Linked DNA regions of Homo sapiens: region 2 is linked to region 1. Evidence: chromatin contacts called from ENCODE Hi-C data. All regions are on one chromosome and are shown on one strand. Each heading gives the region's core, a stretch centred on a gene start or an enhancer-like site at or near the end of the contact. The rest is flanking DNA. Distances are from core to core; before and after follow the strand shown.

The links. A loop is a pair of places that touch in the nucleus more often than their neighbours do. Pooled maps may share reads with other maps.
Region 2: a loop to region 1 is called in a pooled map, with 11 times the contacts of the local background. The contact joins two enhancer-like sites. A Hi-C loop is called at or near these places in 4 of 37 single-sample maps with no recorded cell type and 4 of 50 pooled maps.

Annotation. Positions count from the first base shown.
Region 1 is chr11:115,220,502-115,225,205 of GRCh38, reverse strand. The region is part of intron 5 of CADM1 (cell adhesion molecule 1); the gene reads left to right. Among named protein-coding and RNA genes, the nearest start is that of CADM1-AS1, 170 kb to the left of the region's middle. RefSeq lists an enhancer at 1,858-2,666. Within about 2 kb of position 2,630, at least 6 of the 41 ENCODE cell types and tissues checked have a DNase peak (open chromatin) inside an H3K27ac peak, as active enhancers do.
Region 2 is chr11:115,871,269-115,875,972 of GRCh38, reverse strand. All of the region lies in intron 2 of LINC02698 (long intergenic non-protein coding RNA 2698), which reads right to left. Among named protein-coding and RNA genes, the nearest start is that of LINC02703, 46 kb to the left of the region's middle. Within about 2 kb of position 2,037, at least 3 of the 41 ENCODE cell types and tissues checked have a DNase peak (open chromatin) inside an H3K27ac peak, as active enhancers do.

The DNA of each region.
Region 1 (4,704 bases), core at 1,381-3,880:
TTTGCAAGCTCATTAATAAGGTTTTCTCATAGGAACGTTGCCGGGAATGAAGAACATACAGTAGGTCTCTTAGTTTTCTAGCTTTCATTCTGAGACTCAGCAAGGGTACAGCAGCAGCACACAGTTAAATGTTTAAAACAGAAAATAATTATGCTCCCAAGCTGGAAGAGCTCAAAGCTCTCTTTCCTTAGATGTTATGCAGAGAACAGTTTTGCTTTTTAATGTTCCGAGCTGTATGACCCTAAAATCTTTCAGTGCATTTTTTTCTTGCGAATGTCTGTACAGGTGGTGGTGCCCAAATTTACAACATGGTTGATTATAGCAGAGTGTGATACAATTGTAGCACGGTTAGTAGAGCTTCAGATCTGAGGGAATGTACTCTTGTCAAATAAAAGCCTGTTTAAATGGGAACAGTTCACTGTCTGAGCGTTAAGAGAAAACTGTCTAAATAGCATCAAGGTGGCAACACATAGCGACATAAGCTGGGAATTCAAAGAAAAGCTGTGACCCTCAGTATGGAATTCAGATTGCTTTGCACAAGGGAGGAAAGCCTTCCTCTGGACTGGGGTGAATATGAAGCTCTTGAATTACTGCTGTGTGGCTTCTGCTTTCACCCATCATAGCCTTGCTCTTTAAAATGTTTGGCAAAAATCCTCATTTTTTGAGGGTTTTGTGTTTGTGCATATTTTAAAAAAAGAAAGAAAACTCAGAGATGAGTTTTGAAAAGAAGAATGAAAACAAAGACTCTAGAAATGGGTGCTTGAATGCCATGCCTGCTCTGATTATCATCTGACAGTTAATTGTATACGTGGGCATCATTTTCAAAATGAGTTTTATTGACTGAATGTAGCTAGGTATTTTATAAATCCATAGCCCTGTTCATCCAAGGTCCAGAGAAGGGTAGATTTTTTTTTTTCTTTCATTCCCTCAACTGGAGGAAAATTGGGCATTGAGGAGATGATCAAAACCTGTTCTTTATCTGTGCCAAAATAAATGTTTCTCTGGTATCGATAGTGCCCTGCATTGAAGGAGAGAGGAAAACCTGGAAATCAGAAAATCTTTCCTATTTGGAGTGGAGGATAACACTTAGTTCCCAAGAGCAGCTTCTATGTCAAATCCTCTCCCTCATCAATTCTGTTTCCAGGTTGTATTCTTCAGAGCATAATAGCTGGCGTTTTCAGATTTGGCCTGTTTCTCTCTGATCTCCAGTCTCTCTCTCTCTCTCTCTCTCTTTTTTTTTTTTTTTTAAACGGAATACGCTCTTCCTCCCACTCTCCCTTTTATTTTTTTTTTAAAGCAGTGAATTGAGTTTCAGGGAGGTTATTTTAGTATTTATGATTCCTTATGAGAAATAATCAAGGAATGAAGAACCCCGATTGAAGCTAATTTTTTAACCTATTATTTCTTTGTGTTAACACAGAGTAGTGTTGGTTCCAAGTTCCTGATATTATAAGGACTATAGATTGTTAGTGATACAATCTGCAGTACCAAAAGTGTCAAGAGGCTGAGTAACCAGTATTCAAAATACAAAGAGTGAGTGTTGGGCAAATACATCGTGAGCAAGACTGGAATAACCCTTAAGGGAAAAGCCTTTGCCTTTATACCTGCCTTCTGAATGCATACCCTGCAGAAAGAGGCCTGTTTTACTAAGAACCACCTCCTCTCATCTCACTGACCTTAATGTATTTGTAAAAGATGTGTCTGTGTGGCTGTGGACATTGAATACTTACATAGTGAAACCAGTCTTCTAATGCACATACTTCACTTAATGGTTTTTAACTCAAGGTTAAATTTTGATTGTGTGGAAGGTTAAATAGTTGTGAAGCTGGCATCTAAAAATCTAAAAGGAATGGTCAAACAACATCCTTTCTGATTTCCTGTAAGACACCACTTAGAGACACATCGGAAGTGCTAAATAAATGTATGGTGAAGTGGAAATATGTAAAGCAGAACACCTGGGCTGAACCTCTGATTTGGGCGGCTGGATTGACCTTCCAAAAGAAAAACAAAATTATATTCTGTGATGAGGACTAACGGGAACTCGTGATCTGATTTTATTTATTTTTTAATCAGTAGTAAAGGTGGAAGGAGAAGTCCATGCCCCAATGTTTCTTCACTTTCTCATTCACTTATTCCTTCATTCATTCATCCAGCAACTATGTCTTGAATGCTTACTGTGTGCCAGTCCCTGGCACCGTTCTAGTTACCAAGACTTCAAGAAACAGAACAAAACAAAACAAAAAAACCCCTCTCTTGTTACAGAGGGAAGATTCTTGTACAGAAAATCTTGCTATAGGGATTTTCTTGCCCAGTGTTTGCTTACAAATGATGAGAATTGCTTCCAAGACATGGAAGAATATTCTGTGAGTATGTACCCCCATTTAAAAAGCAGTGGGAACAAAGCTTTCTGCCACCACACCATGGGATCAAATTTGATTCTTTTTTGTAAACAGTAATTCTAATACCCACAAACCTACCTGAAAGTTGCAGCAAGAGAAGACTGCATTCTACTGTGGTATTGGTCTTACGTCAGTCCCACCAGATTTGACTCATCCCACTCACAATCGTTCAGCCCTCTTCAGGAAGCCCAGTTTCAGTACTATGAGTCATAACAACAGATGTAACAGCAGGAGGTTCTTCACCTTGCAAACAAACAAAATAAACGGCAGTGAAAATTATTCATGAATGTATTATGACAATAGAAAGCAAATATTTTGCAAGATGTTCTCTTTAACTCCTCTGAGAGCTCTGTGTGACTCCGTTCATTCACCAATCCCAGTCACCTGGCATTGCTAGACATTGCCCTCCTTTAGTTGCAAAGCTGTCCTCCCCCAACAATTTAGACAGCCATATTGTAGGGGTTGATTCTTGCTTTGAGCTCAAACAGCTTCTAACACTCACCAAATCTCAGGTTAATCTTTGCATTGTCGTTCTACTCCAAACTCCAATAATCCTCCATGATTGACAAAGACTCTTCAGTCAATGCTTCCTCACTTGAATGCACAGGGGCTGACCCAGACCCGCTACCCAGACATTCTGATATCATCTGTGCTCATGCTGCCCTTGAGTTCTCCCTGGTAGGACTTGAAACAATTAGCACTTGATCCACAAGCATCAAATCCCCATACTCCTTGGTGTTTCAGAATATTGGGTGAAATCTAAGTAAGAAACATGAAGAAGAGCCTGTGTCCCAAATGCAGTTGCAGAAACAGATTTGCACTCAAGCCCCTGGACCTAGTTGCATTGAGCACATCAAAGAAAATATGACACCTGCATTTCCTGATTTAGAAATTCTTAGGAAGAGAGGGAAGGTTGTGGGGACTCCAGGGATAATAGGTCTCCCGCTGGCATGTCTCCTGCCAGGGTATGAGGATGCCTTTTCCACTGACTCAGCTCTGCTCCTCTCTGCTACCCTGGAAGGGTGACATCCCAGTCATGAAGAAACTGCAAAGTACCTTTTTCTAAATAAAGGAATGCAAAGACCTGATACGTTAGTGTTTGGACCTACAGAGGAGACTGTGTCTTTTCATTTACATAGGAAACTGAAATACAGGTTCAGAATCTTGAGTTTCATCTTCTGAAAAGATCACAGAATGTGGTGCAAGGTCAGACTGGCATGAAATCAATTGTAATCTGCCAGCAACCCATTCCAACCTCTTTAAGAGTTTCCTTTTATATATTTTTTCCCTTTATAGAGAGAGCAAAGTACATTTAAAGAAAGTCTCATCAAATCAGAATGTCTTTCTAATATTATTTTTTTAATTGGTTGCTACTGTAGTGTGACCTAAAGCCTCCTGGTGTTTAACCCTCTGTGCAACTTTGACTAATGAACAAATTTGTCTGCTATAGCAGTCTTGCTAAATGTCTTTTACAGGGTTTAAAAAAATTCACAGTGTATTATGAAAACCTCAGATCCCTCGACCTAATTGATTGGCTGTTGATGATGCCATGTCTATAACTGTAATGTTCTTTAAGTGTACAGACCTAACTATTTTTCTTATTTTTATATAGCAGTTCCATTTTATAATGACATTAAGCCATTCTGAGTGATACATTTCTGGGCAGTTATTGCACTTGGGTAGAAAGTATCGTCTGGCTTTTGGCCTCATGCCTTACAACACCAACCGAGGCGTAAAATGATCCCCCAGAAAATGTACTAGGCTTTACCTCATTACTTAAAAATAAATCTTGGAGGCTGGTTCTGTTTCAGAAAAGGTTTGGTGGGTTATAACATTTGATTTATGAACATAATTAAAATATAAATGATGAGCTCTGGGCTATTCAATCAGCCATCTGGATTGTTTGGTATTTTGACATATTCATATCGTAGTTAGGCTCTTCAATGGAAAATTTAATGTCCCTTAGTTCTAGAGGTGCCAGTGGAATCCCAGGGTTTCTATTCCACCTGTTGAAAACGCTTAAGTTTCTCTTTCAGGACAAAGGAAGGGGAACAGAATTTATTTTTAAGTTTCCATCACCCAGGGATAGATCTCGGCACATAGACCTTCTATAATATTTGATTCCTAGGCTGGGCGAGAGGATAGCTCATCTGCCCGTGGTCAGATAATATGCCTATAAATACTGCATGTGTCAACAGAGGGGAACATTTTTCTGTATAATGCAGGCAAGACTAACGCTTACCTTTTCAGCCAGCTATTACGGTAACTGTGGCAGCTGTAGCCATAAGTAGATAGTAGATGTTTC
Region 2 (4,704 bases), core at 788-3,287, 650 kb before region 1:
AAACATTATTGGAAAAATTAAAAGATCTAAATTCATAAGCATTAAAAACTAAATACTGTGAAAACATCAATTATATCCAAACTGAGCTATATATTCACTTTAATATCAATCAAAATGTCAATAGTTTTTCTTTATTCCTTTTTTCTTTGTGAAATTGAAAATGTATTATTTTAAAATGTACATAAAAGCACAAATGGCCAAGAAGCTAAGACATTCCTTAAAGAAGAACAAAAAGGTAGAAGGATATACCACTAAACTATAATAATTAAGATAGTGTGACATTAGTACAATGATAGTTAAATAGACCAATGAGGTGGAAGAGAGTTTAGAAAATACCATACATGTATGGACATTGGCTTCTGAGACTGTGGAACTGTGGGAATAGGACAATCTTTTCTATAAATAATATTGGAACCCTCGGATACCCATATACAAAAAATAAACTTGACCTTTATACCAGAGCATATACAAAAATTAATTTCAGTTGGTATTCATATCTGAAAGTGAAAGCACTATAAAGATTCTATGTGATAATATAGGATATTATTTCTATGGACTTAGGAGAAAAACAGAAATTATTTAGAAGCACATAAAAGTACTAATCATGAAAGAAAAGGCTGTTAAATTAGACTACACTAAAACTAAGAACTTCAACTTATCAAAAGATACCATGAGTAGAAAAAAAAAACATGTGCTCAGACAGAGAAGTTATTTGCATCCATATAAAGTAAGCAAAGATTCAATCTAAAATATATGAAGAGCTCTTACAAATCAATAAAACACAGACAATTAATTAAAAAGTGGGTGAAAAGGGGACTTCATAAGAAAAGATATTTCAGAGGCCGGTAAACATATGAACGTGATCAACCTTATTAGTAATCAAGGAAATGAAAACTAAAACCACAATGAAACACCACTACACATCTACCAGAGTAACTGAAACTCACAAGATTGGTAATAGCAAGTGTTGGCAAGGTTGCGCAGCCACTGGAGCACTCAGACATTGTTGATGGGACTGTACGTTGGTACAATTACTTGGAAAACAGCTTGGTATTACCTGCTAAACTTAAACTTACATATATTCTATGACCCAGCAGTTTCAATCCCAAGTAAATATCCAGCAGAAATATACACATGTGCACCAAAAGACACGTACAGGCTGGGCAGGGTGGCACACGCCTGTAATCCCAGTAACCTGGGAGGCTGAGGCAGGAGAATTGCTTGAACCCAGGAGGTAGAGGTTGCACTGAGCTGAGATCACACCACTGCACTCCAGCCTAGGCGTGAGACAAAGTGAGACTCCGTCTAAAAAAAAAAAAAAATTGTGCAGGGATGTTGTTCATAGTAACATTATTTATAATAACCCCAAAGTGAAAACAATCCAAATTCTAACAGTGGAATAGACAGATGAATGGGGTATATTTGTACAGTGGTAAAGTATACAGCAATGAAAATAAACTGCTGTATGCAACGATGGGTGACTCTCATGTATATAATAGTGATCAAAATAAGTCAAATACAAAATAATATATAGTATAAGTCTATTTATATAAAGTCCCAAAATAGGCAATATTAATCTATAATCTTAGAAGCCAGAAGAAGAGTAACCTCTGGATAAAAATAAGCCTCCAGAAGTAGAAAGAGAGTAGTGAGGGGGAGGAGGGGACAAGAAGAGAGCATCTTGGATGCTAGAGGTGTTTTATTTCCCAATCTAGGTGACGGCTTCCTAGGTGTCTATTGCATGATAATTTGTGGAACTATGTAGTTTCGTGTTTTGTGTGTATTTCTGTATGAGTGTTATATTTCAATTGAAAAAACGTTTTAAAGAAAAATAAGCATAATGTCCATGATAAACTAGAAATAGTTTAAGCCCTCGGCTGCATAAGTGGATTGAAAAGGAAAGGTCAAAGGAACTTTGTGAAGGGAGGATAAATTAATGAAAACAGGGGTGTACTTCAAATAGCAAATTCACAGTAAATGGAGGTTATTTTTACAAAGTCAACTCTCAACTTCCTTTTTTTCGTTGTCTTCATAAATCATGCAAAGCGGGCTGCCTGCCTTGGCAGTTCCATACTAAAATTGCTCCACATACACATTCATGTGTCCTCCCCTATTTGAAGGTAAACAAGTCTCAGCCAAGACAAAATTGAAAAAGTTTGTAGGGTATTTCTTTTGTCTCCAGTTTCTTTCTGTAGCTTTGGTGTATTTTTTCAAGTTCACTGGGCTTGCAGTCAGAACCTCAGGTACAAGTTCAAACTAAATATCTCTTGTTTCATAGTCACTGGTCCTGGGAATAGTTACTTGACAGCTCTGAGCCTCAGTTTCCTTTTTTGCACAACAGGAAGAATACAAATGCCTGCCTCCCAGAATTGTGAACACTAAGTGACACAAAGCATACACACACACACACACACACACTTCAAACCTCAAGGTGTACACCTGAAAGGGACTGCTCTCCCTCCCCGCCCATCTCCTTGGCAATGCCCATTTCAGGTGTTAACTCTTTTAACCCTCCCCCCTGTATCATAGCAGGGAAGAATCTGATATCAGTAATTTATATTCCAAGGATTGATTGATTATTCTCCAACTGGAGCTCAGCCAGGCATTTGCATTTTATGCCTTTTATTCCTAATTGTGGCATGAAAGTCTTTTTCCCTTGTTAAAAGAATCTGAGACATCAGCAAGAAGGTGGAGAGCTCCAGGGGCAGTGAGGGGAAGCTTGAAATCACATTAGCCAGATTCTGCTGTTCTGAAGGTGAATCTGATTGAGCCCTTTTCAAGTGCCTTTTATTTTGCTGGAGATGGAGTGTAGTCAGAGGGACTGCCCCCGTTAAATGGCCCCTGCTCTGGTAGACTGGGTCAGGGAGAAGGTATGCAGTCATCTGAGGATATTGAAGTCCCAAGCCATGCAGATGATAAAAGAAAGTGAATCCCTCAGCCACTATTTTTAGGACCCAAAGCCTGCCTCACTCCAAGGGAGGGCAGCTACAGTCCTGCCCTCCTACCACCCCTTACACCTCTTCTGGTTTGAATTCAGCTCTATCTTCTCCTCCAATTCTCCTAAACTTCACCTAATCACTGCCACCCCTTCCCTCTGTCCCATGCAACCCCGAGGACTTTCAGCATCATTTTATTTCACTTTTAAAGACTGTTCCTACCTTAATCTCTCTCACCCGGTAGCCTAACGTTTATTCCTAGGCCTCGTTTATAAAGTCTACATTTGGTTATAATATTTCAGAAATATGTTTTTGTAATTTTTCTCCTTGGTTAACAAAGATGTTGCTGTCCTGAATATGTTTAAAAGAAAAAGGAAGTTGAAACAATACAGGAAACTCAAGAGGAACTGGCAGGATGAATTGGTGCAAATTGCTAAGTACACAAGGATGGCGTAAAGGAGCATATTGTCTGACCAGAAAAACCCGACTAGGTAGAGAGAGGGGAACTCTCAAGATCTTGTGTAGTCCACCAAAAAGTGTCTGAAGCTTTGACTTGGATAAATAGGTGCTGGGCTGAAACCAAGGAAGGCAGACTTTCTAAGATGGGATTCAGGTGGCTGCAAAGGGAGTTGTTTGACTCAGCATTGAGAGGCAGAATTTGGGCAGCCAGCAAGAAATGACGGAGTTAACCAGACATCCAACTAAAGGAATACTAGGTGTGAAATAAGGCAGATGAGCTTGTTGAGCCCCTGGTTTCAGAAATGAGGAGATGCACCTGTGATGGATCCATCTAACTATAGCTTGGCCTGAAGAGGAGCTCACACCAGAGAGGTTGTCTCGCACTTGAAGTGGCTGGATGAGCATGGCAGAGCAGTAAGGAGGCAGGGAGGTCCAGAGCCCGCTTCCTCCAAGACTCAAGAGAAAAGACAGGAGAAGCCCAATCCTCTGTGAGGTGTGAAATGTGGAGTGAAATATACAGGGCACTGTCAACTTTGTTGTTGGAGGAGGTGGCTGTTTATTGCTTTAATGGGAAAGTGTAGCAGATCTAGTCATCTCAGAACTGTTCCTACAAATTCACATTTTTCTCTACAACCCACAGAATCTCTCTCCTTTCTCTTTTCTGCCCTTTATAATACACACCTGACCTCTCAGGTCCCACCTTCTGGTTCAGGCCTCCTCCCCTTCAGAATATAAGAAGTAGAGGCATCTTTTCCAAGTCATCATGTTGGATGAAAATGGCTTCTTGCTACATTCACATTAAAACTTGAAAATGGAAAAGAAAAAGAGAGGGGGAAAAAGTAGCTAAATAGCAATGTTCGCTCAGCATGATTTTGCTTTAATCCAAGCCTGTGAGCTTACCAGGGCTCAGAATAAACGAAAGCAGATGCGTCCATCACACCAGCAGATATATTACTACTAATCCGAGACAAGATGACAAAAACACATCACGCCTGGACCCCACACTGTTTCCATCTTAATCCGCCTCTAATTGCACTGGGCATGCTGCCTGCACACCTCTGTCCTCTGATGCTCCTCTGGTTCCACTTGCATCCTGGAGTTGGCCAGCGCCAAAGGGGCCCTTTTTGCTGGAGCAGAGGTGGCATCTGGGGTTTGTGTGTGTCTTGGAGAACAGGATGATGCAGCTAGTGTGGCAAGAAGAGGACTCAGCCAAGGGCCAAGAGGTGTGGTTCAGCAGCAGGAGAGGGTTAGACGAGACAGTTTATGTGAAAGTACCTAAAGCAACTCTTGACACATAGCAAAACTCAGT